2 separate regions of the Homo sapiens genome follow, and region 2 is linked to region 1. Evidence: read pairs that join two places in POLR2A ChIA-PET (ENCODE). Cell type or tissue: HepG2. All regions are shown on one strand. Each heading gives the region's core, and the rest is flanking DNA. Links, peaks and the distances in the headings are about the cores only.

Region 1 (7,649 bases), core at 949-5,948:
AGACATGGGATACATATCAACATACAAAACTTAAAGCGGAAGCCAAAGTGCAATGCTTCCTTGAGCTTCATTGACCAAGACAAATGAGGTCGTGCTCAGGCACTGGTGGTGGGAAAAATGGCTTGACAAATCTGCTATGTCCAGTATCTCCAGGCTTCACGTGGCTTTTTATTTATGCCTAATTAAACTGCAAAAAAAGGAATATTAATTTGATCTGAGAGCAGAGTAGTCTACATTCTTCCTATTTTTTATGTTCATCCTGCACCCATATTTGTATAATCACACATTCTCATCTGAATTGGATCAAGAGTCTTTGTTCTGAAAAATTATTACAAATTCTTTATGGATAAGAAGACATGGATAGCCATACTAAAGACCAAAGACTTTTTTGACTGCTGTATTCTATAGCATTTGCTTTCAGGTCTGATTGCAATGTTTTGTACAAAGCACACCAGAAATACAAACTTCACTGGAATTGCAACAGCAATTCACTGTACTCATGTAATAGTAATAGCAATTCCTGACATCTTCTGATTTTGGAACAACCCTTTGTAGGTGAAAACTCTGTTCATGGCAATTTGAGCATAAACTCTCTTTCCATATTGTTGTTAAATTTTGATGTACTGGAGCTGGGAAAGAAGCACCAACTTCATGCAACTCCATGCCAAACCAACCCCCTGCCTCTGATATGCCACAATGATCTGATGAATTATAATGTTCTACATATGATCTACTTGGCTGCAAAATGTTATCAGGTATATAAGCACATACACTTGGAGGCACATGACTTTATGTATTTAATATAATCCTAATAGAAATTTCCATGAGCTTCTCAGGAACCCTGGCAACTAATCCCAAAATGAATATGAAAGAGCCAAGGACCAAGAAAAGACATGACACTCAAAAAGAAGAACCCTACAGGAGATCTTGTCCTCCAGATATTACAATTGTTCTAGGGCTATAGCAATTAAGATAGTGTGGTATTGGGATAAATCATATAGATGGACCAGGGCAACAGAATATAGAATCCAGAAACATAACACACATGCATAGAAATTTTTTTTTCCTAGAGCTGGCATTGCAGACACTTGGAGGAAATATTAATTATTTCAATATGTGGTTATGGGGAAAACATATTACTCATGTGTTAAAAAAATAAAATTGGACCTCTTATATCACACAAAAAGCCAATTTCTGGTGTACTAAAGACTTAAATTTGAAAAGCAAAATTACAAAACTTATCAAAAATTAATATACATTGATAATTTTATAGCTTCCTAGTTTATAAAGACTTTCTAAATATGTATATTATAAATAGAATGATTCTTAAAATGAGATCAACCACATTAAAATTAAGAATTTACGTTCCTTAAAATGCACTGTAATGACCAACCTGGGAAACAGTAGGATGCCGTCTCTACAAAAAATTAAAAATCAGCTGGGCATGGTAGTACACACCTGTAGTCCCAGCTGCTTGGGAGGCTGAGGTGTGAGGATCGCTTGAGCCTGGTAGGTCAAGGCTGCAGTGAGCCATAATCGTGCTACTGCACTCCAGCCTGGGCAAGAGTGAGAGCCTATCTCAAAAAATAAAAAATAAAAATAAAAGACACTGTAATGAAAGTAAAAAAATAAGTGTCAGAAACTGGGAGAAGGTACTCATAACATAGAGAATTAAGCCCCAGAATATACAAAGAACTCTATAAACCTGTAAGAAAAAAATGAACAATCCAACTGATGAATGAGCAGAAATGTTACATGTGTGTTTCACAGAAGAGAAAGAAATGGCAACAAATACATGGAAAATGCTCAATCTTACTAGAAATTGGGGAGAAATTAGAACAGCAGTGATCAGATGCCATTTTATATTTACCACACACACAAGAAGTAAGAATCCTGACAATACCCGATGTGACTGAGAATGTGCAGCAGTAGTTACACCACTTTGGAAAATAAGTTGGCATCATTTAGTAAATACAAAAAGTAGCTGAACTCTCTGACCCAGAAATTTCACCCCTAGGTATATTCCCTAGAGGAATTCTTGCACTGTTTACTAGGAGGCATGGAAAAGAATGTTTATACCAGCACTGTTTGTAATTGGAGAAAAAAAAAAACTGAAAACAGACCAAATGTTGATTAACAATGGAATAAATTGTGGTGTATTCACAATGAATACATCAATGAAGAAATAAAAAAGCTACAGATGGCTGGGTGTGGTGGCCCATGCCTGTAATCCCAGCACTTTGGGAGGCCAAGGCGAACAGATCACCTGAGGTCAGGAGTTCAAGACCAGCCTGACCAACATGGTGAAACCCCCTCTCTACTAAAAATACAAAAATTAGCCAGGAATGCTGGTGGGCACCTGTAATCCCAGCTACTTGGGAGGCTGAGGCAGGGAGAATTGCTTGAACTCGGGAGGCAGAGGTTGCAGTGAGCTGAGATTGTGCTGCTGCACTCTAGCCTGGGCAACAGAGCGAGACTCCATCTCAAAAAAAAAGCTACACAGATGAGATTTAGAAAGGAAATGTTAAGTTAAAAAGCAACTGGTGGAAGAATATATGCAGAATGACTCAATTTACATAGCATTCAAAACACACAAAACTAAATACATTTAGGAGGATATAAATACATGAAGTTAAAACTATAGAGAAAAGCAAAGAGATAATGAATACAAAAATCTAGTTAGTAGTTGTCTCTGATGGGAGAGGGAGAGGGAAGAGGTTGGGAAAGAGTGCTTTAAAGCTTTCTAAAGTAATGGTAATGCACTCTTCAAGTGGGTGGTTGGTAATGAACACCTGTCGTACTCTTATTATTTAACACCCCCCCCCCCGCAAGTGTTTTAAGCTCTTTATTTTGAAATAATTTCATACTCATATAGAAATTTCAAATAGAAATTTGAGTTCAATGAGTTCCTATGAGCCCTTCATCCAGCTTCCTCCAATGATATAATCTTGCATAAGACAAGTTCAATTCACAACACCAGGAAACTGACATTGAACTAAATGGCAGGCTTTATTCAGATTTCACTAGTTTTTACATATACAATTTTTGAGAGTGTGTATGTAGCTCTTTGACATTTTATTGCATGTATAGATTCCTGTAATTGCCATCACAATCAGAATACAGAGCTGATCCATTAACACTAAGAAACAATTTCCTTCCTCTTGAGAGTCCTACCCTCCTCCCAGCCCTAAGCCCTGGCAACCACTTATTGGCTTTTATCACAATAATTTTGTTACCCTACATATATATTTTAATGTTTTTTAGTATCTATTTAATTTTTTTCTTTTTTTTGAGACAGTCTCACTCTGTCACCCAGGCTGGAGTACAGTGGCACGATCTTGGCTCACTGCAAGCTCCACCTCCTGGGTTCACACCATTCTCCTGCCTCAGCCTCCAGAGTAGCTGGGACAACAGGCGTGTGCCATCATGCCTGGCTAATTTTTTGTATTTTTAGTAGAGACAGGGTTTCACCATGTTAGCCAGGATGGTCTTGAACTCCTGACCTCAGGTGATCTGCCTGCCTCGGCCTCCCAAGTGCTAGGATTACAGGCGTGAGCCACCACACCCAGCTGTACCTATTTAATATTTTAAACAACCACCTGCCCCCCCTCCCCTCCTCTGACCACACACACACACACACACACACACACACACACACATACACACACACAGTTTCAGAAGAGAAAAATGCTTAGAACCTGTAAAGATTATCCTCACATCCACCATTAGCTCTCTTAGTGAAATTTTCCCAGGCTTACTCAATTACAAGTAATTTCATGTTCACCCAGTTCACTTCCTTCACCCACTCTTATAAGACCAAAGATAAAGATGTGCACACATTTTTTTTTTTATTCTCTAGAGGGTCATCTTAGAATCAAAAGACCACTCTGTTTTCCCAAACCTCCCCCCAGCCAGGAGTTTGTCAGGTTTTTTTTTCATATTTTCAAAGTATCAAATTTTTACTATATTGATACTTTCTACAGTATATCTGTTTTCTATTTCCTTAATCTCCAATCTTTTCATTGGTATCTCCTACCTCCTTAATAAATTTAATTTACTGTTCTTTATCTCAGACCTCTGCAATGGGGAAGACATTTATTACAGTCTCCGTTTCAGAGAATAAAGCTAGCCCAGCCTGGGGAAGTTTTACACAACAGATTAAACACAGGTGGAAAAATCACAGACACAATCACAGACACACTGAGAGTCACTGATCTTGACTGATCAAACCTAACACTTAAGTCATGCCCTGCACTTTCCATTCCTTTCCCCCCAGGCTGGTTTGCTCCTGTTTTTGCAGATTCCCTGGCAGATCCCAGGCTCCTGACGTCTGGCTGCTCCAGACACAGCCAGTTTAGGTTGAAACTAAATGATCTCATTCACCTGAACCTCAGTGTAGTTGCCTGCCTTTCCTGGAATCCAACCCACCTCTTCCTTAATCAGATCCTTTTCCTCCACCCAGCCTCCTGGGGAGAAAGCCTTCCCCTCCTCTAAACTTTTATTTAAAAACAAGCAAAAAAAATGGCTTCCCATTTGTGCTCTTATGACTCCCCTTGATGCTTACTGCATTTTTCAAACCTGGTTCAAAACAGCTCCACTCCTCACCCCTATTTTTATTCTTTCCCCTGGTTCTCCTCTTTTGCCTGAGGTGTGTTTTGTTTGTTTTGTTTCCATTTTTCAATGCTCACCCAGGCATGTATAGGCAGACTCTGTTTTCACCACAACCAACCAATTCTTGGAATCTTCCTCCTAAAGACAGTTATGTTTCCTTCTAAGAACAATGACAACATTGGGGATTGCATTCTTGAAGAAAGCTCAACAATAATTAAATGAGTTTATTAGTGTATTCCTTAGGATAGCATCATGTGATTTGAAAATGGGTCTATGGACAAATAAATCTGAGTGACAATGGATTTAACAGAGTGCTTCCCAAACTCTGACATGCAAGAATACCCAGATCTTTTTTGTGTTACCCACATACCTCCTTTTTTTGGAAGGCAGGTTTCTATGGAAGGCATCTTGAGTGTAGAACAACCACTGAATTAAGACATGTGTATGACAATAACATGTTATTTTTTAAGAAACCAAGTTAAAAGAGCTGAAGGTTCTGTTCTCCAACTTCTATGACATGAGCACAAACACATTCCATGTGATGAATATGCTATTTGCTCTTAGATCCACCGTCCACCCTGCCACCTCCCCAAAGGAGCTGACCTATAAAGAACAGGCTCCCTTGTTCTTCATTCCAGTCTCTTCCTTGATGCCAAGAATACTCCCCAATAAAACTCTTGGATCCATCTCAGAATCTACTTTCCAGAGAATCGGCCTATGACAAGAGTCAAATAACTCTATAGATTTTATGAGAAAGAGCAGCCTTTCTTTTTGCTCTCATTACCAGTTTTCCAGAGGCAATTAGTTTCAGCTCCTCTGATATATTATTTGCGTATCCCTGGAAAAAATGTTTATATTGCTACTTTTTAAAAATTTTTCTGTTTTAGCATTACCATCAACTTACCTCTATGGAAACTGAACATATTGCTCTCTTACACATACACACATACAGGGATTGAGAGAGAGAGAGAGAACAATTCCCATCTACCCACCATCCCAGTAAACTTAGAATCAGTGCCCAGTAAACATGTTATTATGACAATACATAAGTGACAAAGAAAGCTCAGTAATATAATAGAATATGATTGCTTTTCCCCTTACATTTTCTTTCCCTAAAGTGAATGTCTGACTTGTTTTTCCATTTGCTTAGTTTTCTATGTATTTATCACTAATTTCCAAACACTCCCCCTGTAAATCTCCTCTTTATACATTCAAACAAATTAAGTACACTATCACTTTTACTTTTTGGAAGATGTCTCTTCTAGAACCTTCTGGACCACATTAATTGGATGATCGATACCTAGGATTGCCTACTGTTTTCTTGGAATCTCCTTTCCCATTAATTTAGAGACTTCCTTTACATCTTTCTTGCATTGAATCTCTTGTTTCACTCTTTCTTGGTTTACTTCCTTGTTCTGGTGGAGCCCATCTATCAGTACTTTCCTTGGAAAGGGTGCATGGTAAGTAAATTTTTTGAGATCTTGTTTATCTGAAAAATAGTTTATTTTACCTTTATAGTTGGTTGATGTAGGAAGATAATAGATCTAATGACTTCTCCTCCTTTAAGCAGATGTCATTAAAAAAAAAAACTCTTCTTCCTTTTATTGTATCTCTCTAGCTCCTAAGGTCTCCATAGTTAAAGAAAAAAAAAAAAGCCATGAATAGAGACTTTAATTCACAGGTTAAAGATGTCCTTGGTCTAGAAATATCTTCACACAATATAGCTAAGTATCAATTTAGGTAATATGAGGAATTACTTTTTAAAGGCAACTTAACTTTTCAATTATTTTTTAAAGCTGAGTTCACTTTTACTTCATGATTTAATTTTAGATGTCTAGTTTCAAATAGTTTTATTCCCAGAAAAACTATACTTTATTATGTAGATACTAATGAGGAATTCCAAATCTCCTCCTAAAATACAGAAGTAATCCTATAAAAAGTACAAAAGTCTAAAGATGTGCCACAGTAAAAGTTTTCATGTTATGGAATACCATGCAGCTATAAAAAAGAATGATATCACGTTCTCTGTAGGAACATGGATGGAGCTGGAGACCATTATTCTTAGCAAACCAGTGCAAGAACCAAAAACCAAAGACCGCATGTTCTCAGCTTGGCCAACATGGTGAAACCCTGTCTTTACTAAAAACACAAAAATTAGACAGGCATGGTGGCACATGCCTGTAATCCCAGCTACTCGGGAGGCTGAGGTGGGAAGATCATCTGAGCTCAGGAGGCGGAGGATGCAGTGAGCTGAGATCATGCCACTGCACTTCAGCCTGGGTGACAGAGCGAGACTCTGTCTCACTGCCCCTCCCCCCTGCCAAAAAAAAGACAGCATGTTCTCACTTACAGGTGGGAGCTCAGTGATGAGAACACATGGACACATAGAGGGGAACAACATACACTGGGGCCTATGGGAGGATGGAAGGTGGGAGGAGGGAGAGGATCAGGAAAAATAACCAATAGGTACTAGGCTTAAACCTGGGTGATGAAATAATCTGTACAACAAACCCCCATGGCACAAGTTTACTTATATAACAAACCTGCACATGTACCTCTGAATGTAAAATAAAAGTTAAATTAAAAAAAAGTTTTCATGTTAGAGTAAATATACAGAAAAATAGTTATATTAGATATTACTGCATTTTATTTATTTATATATCTACATACACATTTATGTATATTTGTATATATATTATGCATGCACATATATAGCTAATGCATCCACATTATTCAAAAATAAGAATTGTAAAAGTATACAATGAAAAGTTTTTTTCCCCACCCAGTTTCCTAGCTCATAGAAAATGATTACTTGTTTTTTTGTGTTTCCTTCTAGAGATATTTAATGCACATACAACCAATTATTAGGAAATACTTTGGTAATCTGAAAGGAGTTTAAGGAATAAATTATTCAAAATGGTGTGGACAGAGCAGAAGGAAATGACATGGAATGGTAAGGCATCTGTAATTTTATTACAAAGCTATAGTAGTCAAAACAGTATGGTACTGCCATAAAAACAGACACAGAGACCAGTGGG
Region 2 (7,649 bases), core at 942-5,941, 670 kb before region 1:
CATTCTTCTAGTAGCCCTATTAAGAACCTAAAAAGATATGGGTGAAATAAATTTTAATAATGTAGTTATTTAACCCTATATAGCCAAAATATTATTTTAACATGTAATCAATATAAAATGTTAAGGAGATACTTTGTAAATGTTTTGGGTACAAAATCTTCAAAATCTGCTGTGTATGTTGTACTCACAGCACACTGTAATTTAGACCAGCTACATTTCAAGTGTTCAGTAGCCACACGTGGCTGGTGGCTCCTGTATTGATCAGAAGCACTCTAGGAAGATCCATTGCTTCAACATATCACGGCTGCTTTCATCCATCTTCACCCTGCCTCTCTCTCTCTGACCATTCTGTAACCTCTCCCTTCCTTCCTTCTTTCTACTTGCCCCCATTTTCCCTAACTCCTTTCCCAGTACTCCCCACTCTTTCTTTGCTCCTTTTCTTTCTTATGTCAGTGACTTTTTCACTGGATAGTAGAGCCAGAAAGAAAGGAACAAAAAGAGCTTACTTTTGTGCTAGAATAGAAGAGATACAGGAGCAAACAGTATGTAGTTCTAGCCCAAACCATACCAAATCAAGTTCCAGGAAGAAATAACATTGCTAAGTAAATTTTGTTTGGAAAGGAGGTCATTAAATTAATTTAATTCATAATAAAATAAGAAACACTAACTATTCTCTATGATTTAATGACTCTATGCACACGTGTATCAAATTTTCCAACAGTAGCCATACCAGATTTCTTTCAGTGGCATAGAATCTATTTAATTGCTTGATCTTTGTAAACTAGCATCCAAGCTCATGCAGAATGTGTGGGAAGCATTCTCAGATGCTACACTTCTCTTTGCCACCGAAAGCCTCACCGACTCATATCCCTGTTTCTCAGAAACAGGAATAAGGAGATACAGTCACACACTGCATAATGATGCTTTGCCCAGTGATGGTCCACATGTAGGACGGTGGTCTCATATGAAAAAACCAGTAGGGAACAGTGGCATGTGCCTGTAATCCCAGCTACTCAGGAGACTAACATGGGAGGATCACTTGAGCTCAGAAGTTTGAGGCTACAATGAGCCACAACTGTGCCACTGCACTCCAGCCTGGGTGACAGAGCAAAACTCTGTCTCAAAAAGAAAAAAAAAAAGAAAAAGAAAGTCTAGCACAACTATTATGCATTGTACATGTACATAATACTTAAAAATGATAATAAACAACGTTACTGACTTATACATAATTTTCATCACTATTTTAGAGTACTCCTTTTACTTATTTAAAAAAAAAACTGTAAAACAGCCTCAGGAAGGTCCTTTAGGAGGTATTCCAGAAGAAGGCATTGTTATCGTAGGAGACAACAGCTTCACGCGTGTAACTGCCTCTGAAGACCTTCCAGTGGGACAAGATGTGGAAGTGGAAGACAGTGATATTGATGATCCTGACCCTGTGTAGGCCTAGGCTAATGTTTGCATTTGTGTCTTAGTTTTTAACAAAAAAGTTTAAAAAGTAAAAAAGAATTTAATAGAAAAAAGCTTATAGAGTAAAGATATAAAGAAAGAAAATATTTTTGTACAGCTGTACAATGTATTCGTGTTTTAAGCTAAACGTTATTACAAAAGAGTCAAAAAGTTAAAAAAATTAAAAAGTTTATAAAGTAAAAAAGTTTCAGTAAGCTAAGGGTAATTTATTATTGAAGAAAGAAAAAAATTTTAAATAAATTTAGTGTAGCCTAAGTGTCCAGTGTTTATAAAGTCTACGGTTGTGTACAGTAATGTCCTAGGCCTTCACATTCACTCACCACTCACTCACTCACTCACCCAGAACATCTTCCAGGCCTGCAAGCTCCAATCACGGTAAGTGCCCTATACAAGGGTACCCGTTTTAATGTTTTATACTGTATTTTTACTGTATCTTTTCTATGTTTAGATTCAAAAATGCTTACCATTGTGTTATAATTGCCTACAATATTGAGTACAGTAACATGCTGTACAGGTTTGTAGGGTAGGAGCAATAGGCTATACCTTATATCCTAGGTGTATAGTAGGCTATACCATCTAGGTTTGTGTAAGTACACTATGATGTTCACACAAGGACAAAGTCGCCAAATGATGCATTTCAGAAGGAATGTATCCCTACCATTAAGTGACGTATGACAATAGTTTCTTTTCCCCTCTTCCCTCCTCTTTGATGTTGAAGAATGGCTTGGCAGAGCCTGGAGGTCAGTCACATAATGAAATGGTTGACTCCTAACTCTAAGATGTGGATTTCTTTGGTACAGAGAGCTGTTCTTCAAAGTCTTAAATATACAAGAATCCCAGCTTGGGCTCCCAGAGATATTAGGTGTTTTTCTCACCTCCTTATTTCCCTCTTGTTCAATAGTATTCACTATTCCATTGTGAAGTCTCCCCCAGGTCATTTTTGGTTGATTCTGGGCATCTTTCTTGATCATCCCAGCTCTTCCCACTGGTTGGGATACACTAGGAGCTTTTCCAAAATTTGATCTTGGGCTCTGCTATACCGGCATGCTGCCTCAAACAGACAGTCCCTTGACTTACCATAAGTCAATTCCATTGTCCAGCTTCTTAAATAGAAATCATTTGGTCGTTTTAATATTTTGACTGCTCATTCCTGCATTTATATATAATTATGCTTAGACTGCCTTTTTCTACCATGTGCAAATTCAACATGAAAACACTTCTCTCTTTAGCTTTAGCCTCACTGGCTATGCTGAGCCAAAGCTTTTGTTTTCTGTCTAGCTTATCCACCACCCACTTCATTTGACCTTATAAACATGTTTAAATAGATTTCTCGGATAATGACCATTCTAGCTGGCAACTTCCCGTTTAGATATTATAGCAGGCACAGTGCAAATTAGAGGGCAGAGCAAAAGCACTAAGAATCATGAGACCCTGGATAAATATAGTAGACCCGCTCAGCCTCATAGGACAAGGCTGGGTTCTTACCCCAGTTTACCCACTGACTCAGGGGGTGACTCTGGGGAAGTCCGAGTAAAACAATCATTGGTTTCATCTACTGGTGACTCAGTCATGTTGATCTCGATAAATGGGGGCAAAAGAAGGAGTCCGCTGTCACGGAGACACCTCATTTCCATCCTGGATATTTCACTGTTCCCTGGGTTGGCCTCTGAGTTCACTGGGAGGAAAACAAAGATGCCCTTTGTGCACTATTGAAGGCAGGCTGGGGCAACTGGCCGTATCAGCAATGAGAGGAATCTTTTAAAGGTTAGCAGATGGGCAAATAGGAAGAGCTGTTCAACCTGATATTAAAAGGTTGCGTTTCAAAGGTGGCTTTGTTCAATTCGGTGTTATCTTGCTTTAATATTTTCCACTGCTCTGCGATTTTGCTAATAGACCGTTCCACCAGTGATGAGAGCATTCAGTGAGAGCCTGGTGTTCTGCTCAGTACCAAGTGCAGCACTTTCACATGCTTGATGCTCAATGAATGTTGAAGGAGAGAGTGAATGGATACAGAGCTGAATGAGTAGGTATGGTTACATTGTAAATGGCCTTGCTCACATTCTTTGACAGCAGCTTTCTTTGCTGACTTGATTTTCCAAATGTCAGAATTGTCAAATCTGAGCTTCTTCAAGTTTTCTTTCTTTTCCTGATTTCTAGAGTAAGGGTTGGTTTAGTAAGCATTTTCAGTGACTCTCTGATCATCTGATGGGTCTTTTAGATTCAGCTATTTGCAGGAGATCATATTTTTGTGACCTAGAAGGGAAATTTTTTTGGATAAATTTTCATGAGTCTTTATTAAATAAACTTAGCATATCCTCCTTCCTCATTCCATAGAAATAGATCTCCATACTTTCTGAGTTGGAATAAGGAAATGAAATAATATAATATATAAAGTTGTACAGTAATTTGATGAGCAACTAGATTAATTGTTCTTCAAAATGCAGAAAATAAACCAGTATACTAAAGGAAAAATGCAACTTGCAAAATAAATTACTGTATAAAAAAACTTAAACATTCATATTTTTCCCTTTGAGGGAGAAGAGGCAACTTCAGATGGGTGAATGACATCATTGTTGACTAGTTAATAAAATCATCTTATATAATATAGTTCTTATACACTTTTTTTGTTGTCCTGAATACCTTTACGTCCTGATAAAAATTGCTTGAGGCATGAGGAACAAGTGTTCGGTACTCTTTGAAGAGATGTGGTAACTAAGCATTGGGGGTTGGCCTTGTTGCCTAAGATCACACAGTTTGCAGCTGAACTGAAACTAGAAACCGGGGATGCTGGATCAGAGTCCAGTACTCTTTAGAATATTAGAAAGAAGGAAAGTCAGCTGGGTGCGGTGGCTCGCACCTGTAATCTCAGCTCTTTGGGAGGCTGAGGCAGGCAGATCACTTGAGGTCAGGAGTTTGAGACCAGTCTGGCCAACATGGTGAAACCCCGTCTCTACTAAAAATACAAAAATTAGCCAGGAGTGCTGGCACATGCCTGTAATCCCAGCTACTTGGGAGACTGAGGCAGGAGAATTGCTTGAACCTGGGAGGGGGAGGTTGCAGTGAGCCGAGATTGGGCCATAGCATTCCAGCCTGGGCGAAGAAGCGAGACTCCATCTCAAAAAAGAAAGAAAGAAAGAAAGTCAGATGCACAAAATATGAATGGAAGAAGAGCTAATAATAATGAAATGTTTTTGGTAGGGTTTACCTCAATGAAAAGCAAAATCACCTCCACTATTTTCTCCCAATTGAATGAAATGTTCTAAGTATCAATCTAGGAGTTCCATAAAAGCAAGGACTGTGCCTCCTTCAGATCTCCTGGATCTAACCCAATTTCTCATGTAGTAGGTCCTAAACACATGCTTGATGAATGAATAGATAACTTTCCACAATGTCTTCTGTTGTTAGCTCCTTCTCTTATCCCTTAATAATCCTTTCACATATTTCCTCCCTCTGGGTGGACCATAAGTCAACTTCAAGATTAGACATGTGGCATAACATCATTGTGAATACATATTTATTGAGCACAGTGAGGAAGCAAGAGTTGAAGCAAGGGTTATATTTGTCTTCTTGGATTCCACTCCTTCATAAATAAAGAAAACACAACTAGTAGAACTTTTGGGGTTGAAGAGACTTTAGAGATCATGTAGTATATTTCCTTCAGCTGAAGTGCAAAGGTATGAAATGGCTAAGGAAGGCCTCATAAGGAGATGGGAGCAGTGCTGATATGAGATTGGCATCTCCCAAATTCCAGTCCCGTGTTTGTTCTAATGCACCACCTCTTGCCTTTCTGGTGCATGTGTATATGTGTATATATCTATATCCATATCCATATCTATAGCTATCTTGAAATGAGTTGGTCATTCTTGTCTAAATTTGAGTAACATCAAGGTCCCCGAAATTCAACAGGAAGGGTAACATATATTGCAAATGGTCTCTTTTCAATGAAATATGTTTTTGATTAGTATCTTATCAACAGTTTTCATAAGCAGTATAAGAAATGAAAATGATCACGTAGCACTAGTTGGACATTCACTTTGACTGCTTGTCAATCATTAAGTGTTCATTCACATGCCATGATGGACTGTAGGGCACCCTGTTGGATGCTGGAGGAGTAGGGATAAGAAGAAGGATGAGGCAAAATCCCTGTCTTCAAGGATCATGCAGTCAGTTTGGAAAATTAATATTTACATAAAAATGAATAACATGAGTGTCCATTAAATGGTAGAAGTGCAGGTAATAGTGCTGCCATCTCACTGCATTAGGGAGGCCTTTCTGGAGGAGGATGTATTTATGCATATAAAGGATTGGCCAAGCTAAAACAAGTGAAGGAGACTACTTTGGTGGGTCAGGGATGCAGAGAAAATGACAAAATCAAATGCCAATAATTCTAATGGTTTTCAAGATTCCTTAAAGTATTTTGGCCATCGGTTTTCAAGTATAGACTATAATTTGCACTACGTATGTACTAATCCTATTGTATTTAGGTTTTAGCGTTGACTCTCACAAAACCATAATCTGAAAGGCTCCTGTGACAGGCATTGACAGCTATATAGAACAACCTTTGGCTAAAGGATGGGCATCTCTGACCAGTAGTGTAGTGGCCACTTCTCTGCTCTTCTCACGTCCCCTCAGATCCATTGTGCCATGTTGGTGTGCCTTTCCCCTAGCTTCTCTGTGATTTTGTTTCTAGGTTCACCCTTGTGACTCTCTCAGAGGACTGCCCCATTGTCTGCAAGCCTGAAAACCAGAAGTGCCTAAGGGGTTGCATCCTCCCTGCACAGCCATTAGCCAATGACTGGCAAAGGAGAGGGAAAGCTCGGATCCATTGCCTCGTTTGGGAAAAACTCGGAGACATGATTCGCACTCTGGAGTTTTCCTGCAGGATCAGGCCTACATCCCCTTTCTGAAATTTCTCATAAACCACGGTCCCCTGCTTGGCTTTTTCCCCTTCCCTGCCCATCATCCATCTTCCTCTACTTCTCTCCTTCATTTCAGAATCTGCATCTGAGAAAACTGCCCTAAGATAAGGAATATGCTTATCTTCCAATTTGAGTTCTGTAAACAACAGCCAAGAGAGCAGGGGTGACGATACAGCTGAGCCACAATCAAGTTTCTTATTATTTTCCAGGCACAGAAGATTCCAGTCCACATCCTTTCTTCCTTTCATTCCCAAGATATAGCAATAGAAGTCTGAAGACGGTAAACTCTAATAACTGTTCCCTGAATAGAAAATAACAAGCCTTCCCCTCCATACCTAACAGTCCCCAATACAATTGGTGTTCATAATATGCAGTTTGAAGACAATGATGACCAATGACCAAAGGCATAATCTGAATCACAGCCCTATATCAGTGCTCTGGACCCACATATCCTCTTGCTTACCCAGTGATGTTTACCAGGAGGCATCTTGCCAGAAAGGAAATCAGCTGTGGGGGCTATACAGTTCCAGGAGCCAGCCCATCAAGAAGGCATTTGTGAGTTTCAGGGCGTGGGGATACAGTGGAACAAAAGTGGTGTCTGTTTGCTTGCATCATGGAAGCAGCATTGGAAGAAATCACTCCTGACCAACCGATGCCAGTTGGTGGAGCCCAGATTTTTAAAACTAGCTGATTGCCCATCAAGAAGGATGTCCAAGGGATGAACCCACCAGCCTGACTCTCTCCCTCCCTCTGTTTGATTTTTTCAGGAGTGCTACTCTGTGATAGGCTGCACTCATGTGATGATTACTGTATTGTGCATTTGCTGATTCTTATGATGTACAGACTTTCCAAAGCTCAGCTGCTTTATAATGTCCAAATTAATACCAACAGCATTTCTGGGAAGAGGAAGGGAACTACTGTGACATATGGACCAAATCTGATGATTCACATAAAACTCATCATCATTATTTTACCTCCTTTGTCCCCTTCTAGTCCTTTAAGAAATAAGAATCAATCATTGTCACATTGTCTAGTTATTTATGCTGTACTTACCCAAAAAGGTAAGTTTACATCTCATGAATTTTGACTTATTGAGAAGAAATCCAATCTCAGTCCTGGATTGAGACTGTTCTTGTTGTTAATTAATGAAAACTGAATTATAGATTGTTTTGTACAAAAAGTGTTATTGAAAGAAATGTCACACTAAAAGGTATATCAAAAGCCTTGAAAAAATTCAGATTCATTGTGTTTAGCATTAGTCTC

What was found. ChIA-PET counts read pairs that join two places held together with the same protein. Peaks named below come from ENCODE experiments on the same cell type or tissue, not always from the same donor. Only the 100,000 strongest peaks of a DNase experiment are listed, where the experiment ranks them.
Region 2: POLR2A ChIA-PET joins it to region 1 with 11 read pairs; 2 of 35 experiments call an interaction of 5 or more read pairs at or near these places.

The regions. Positions count from the first base shown.
Region 1 is chr5:38,812,138-38,819,786 of GRCh38, forward strand. The region is part of intron 1 of OSMR-DT (OSMR divergent transcript); the gene reads right to left. Among named protein-coding and RNA genes, the nearest start is that of OSMR-DT, 30 kb to the right of the region's middle. In HepG2, for the core only: no CTCF peak of the experiment used is centred there; no DNase peak of the experiment used is centred there.
Region 2 is chr5:38,145,108-38,152,756 of GRCh38, forward strand. All of the region lies in intron 2 of LINC02107 (long intergenic non-protein coding RNA 2107), which reads left to right. It overlaps LINC02119 (long intergenic non-protein coding RNA 2119), which reads left to right and starts at 3,373. Exons shown (of 2, transcript NR_134272.1): 1 at 3,373-3,494; 2 at 6,158-7,649. RefSeq lists a silencer at 2,960-3,254. In HepG2, for the core only: no CTCF peak of the experiment used is centred there; DNase peaks (open chromatin) are centred at 2,124, 3,214 and 4,204; H3K4me3 peaks cover 876 bases.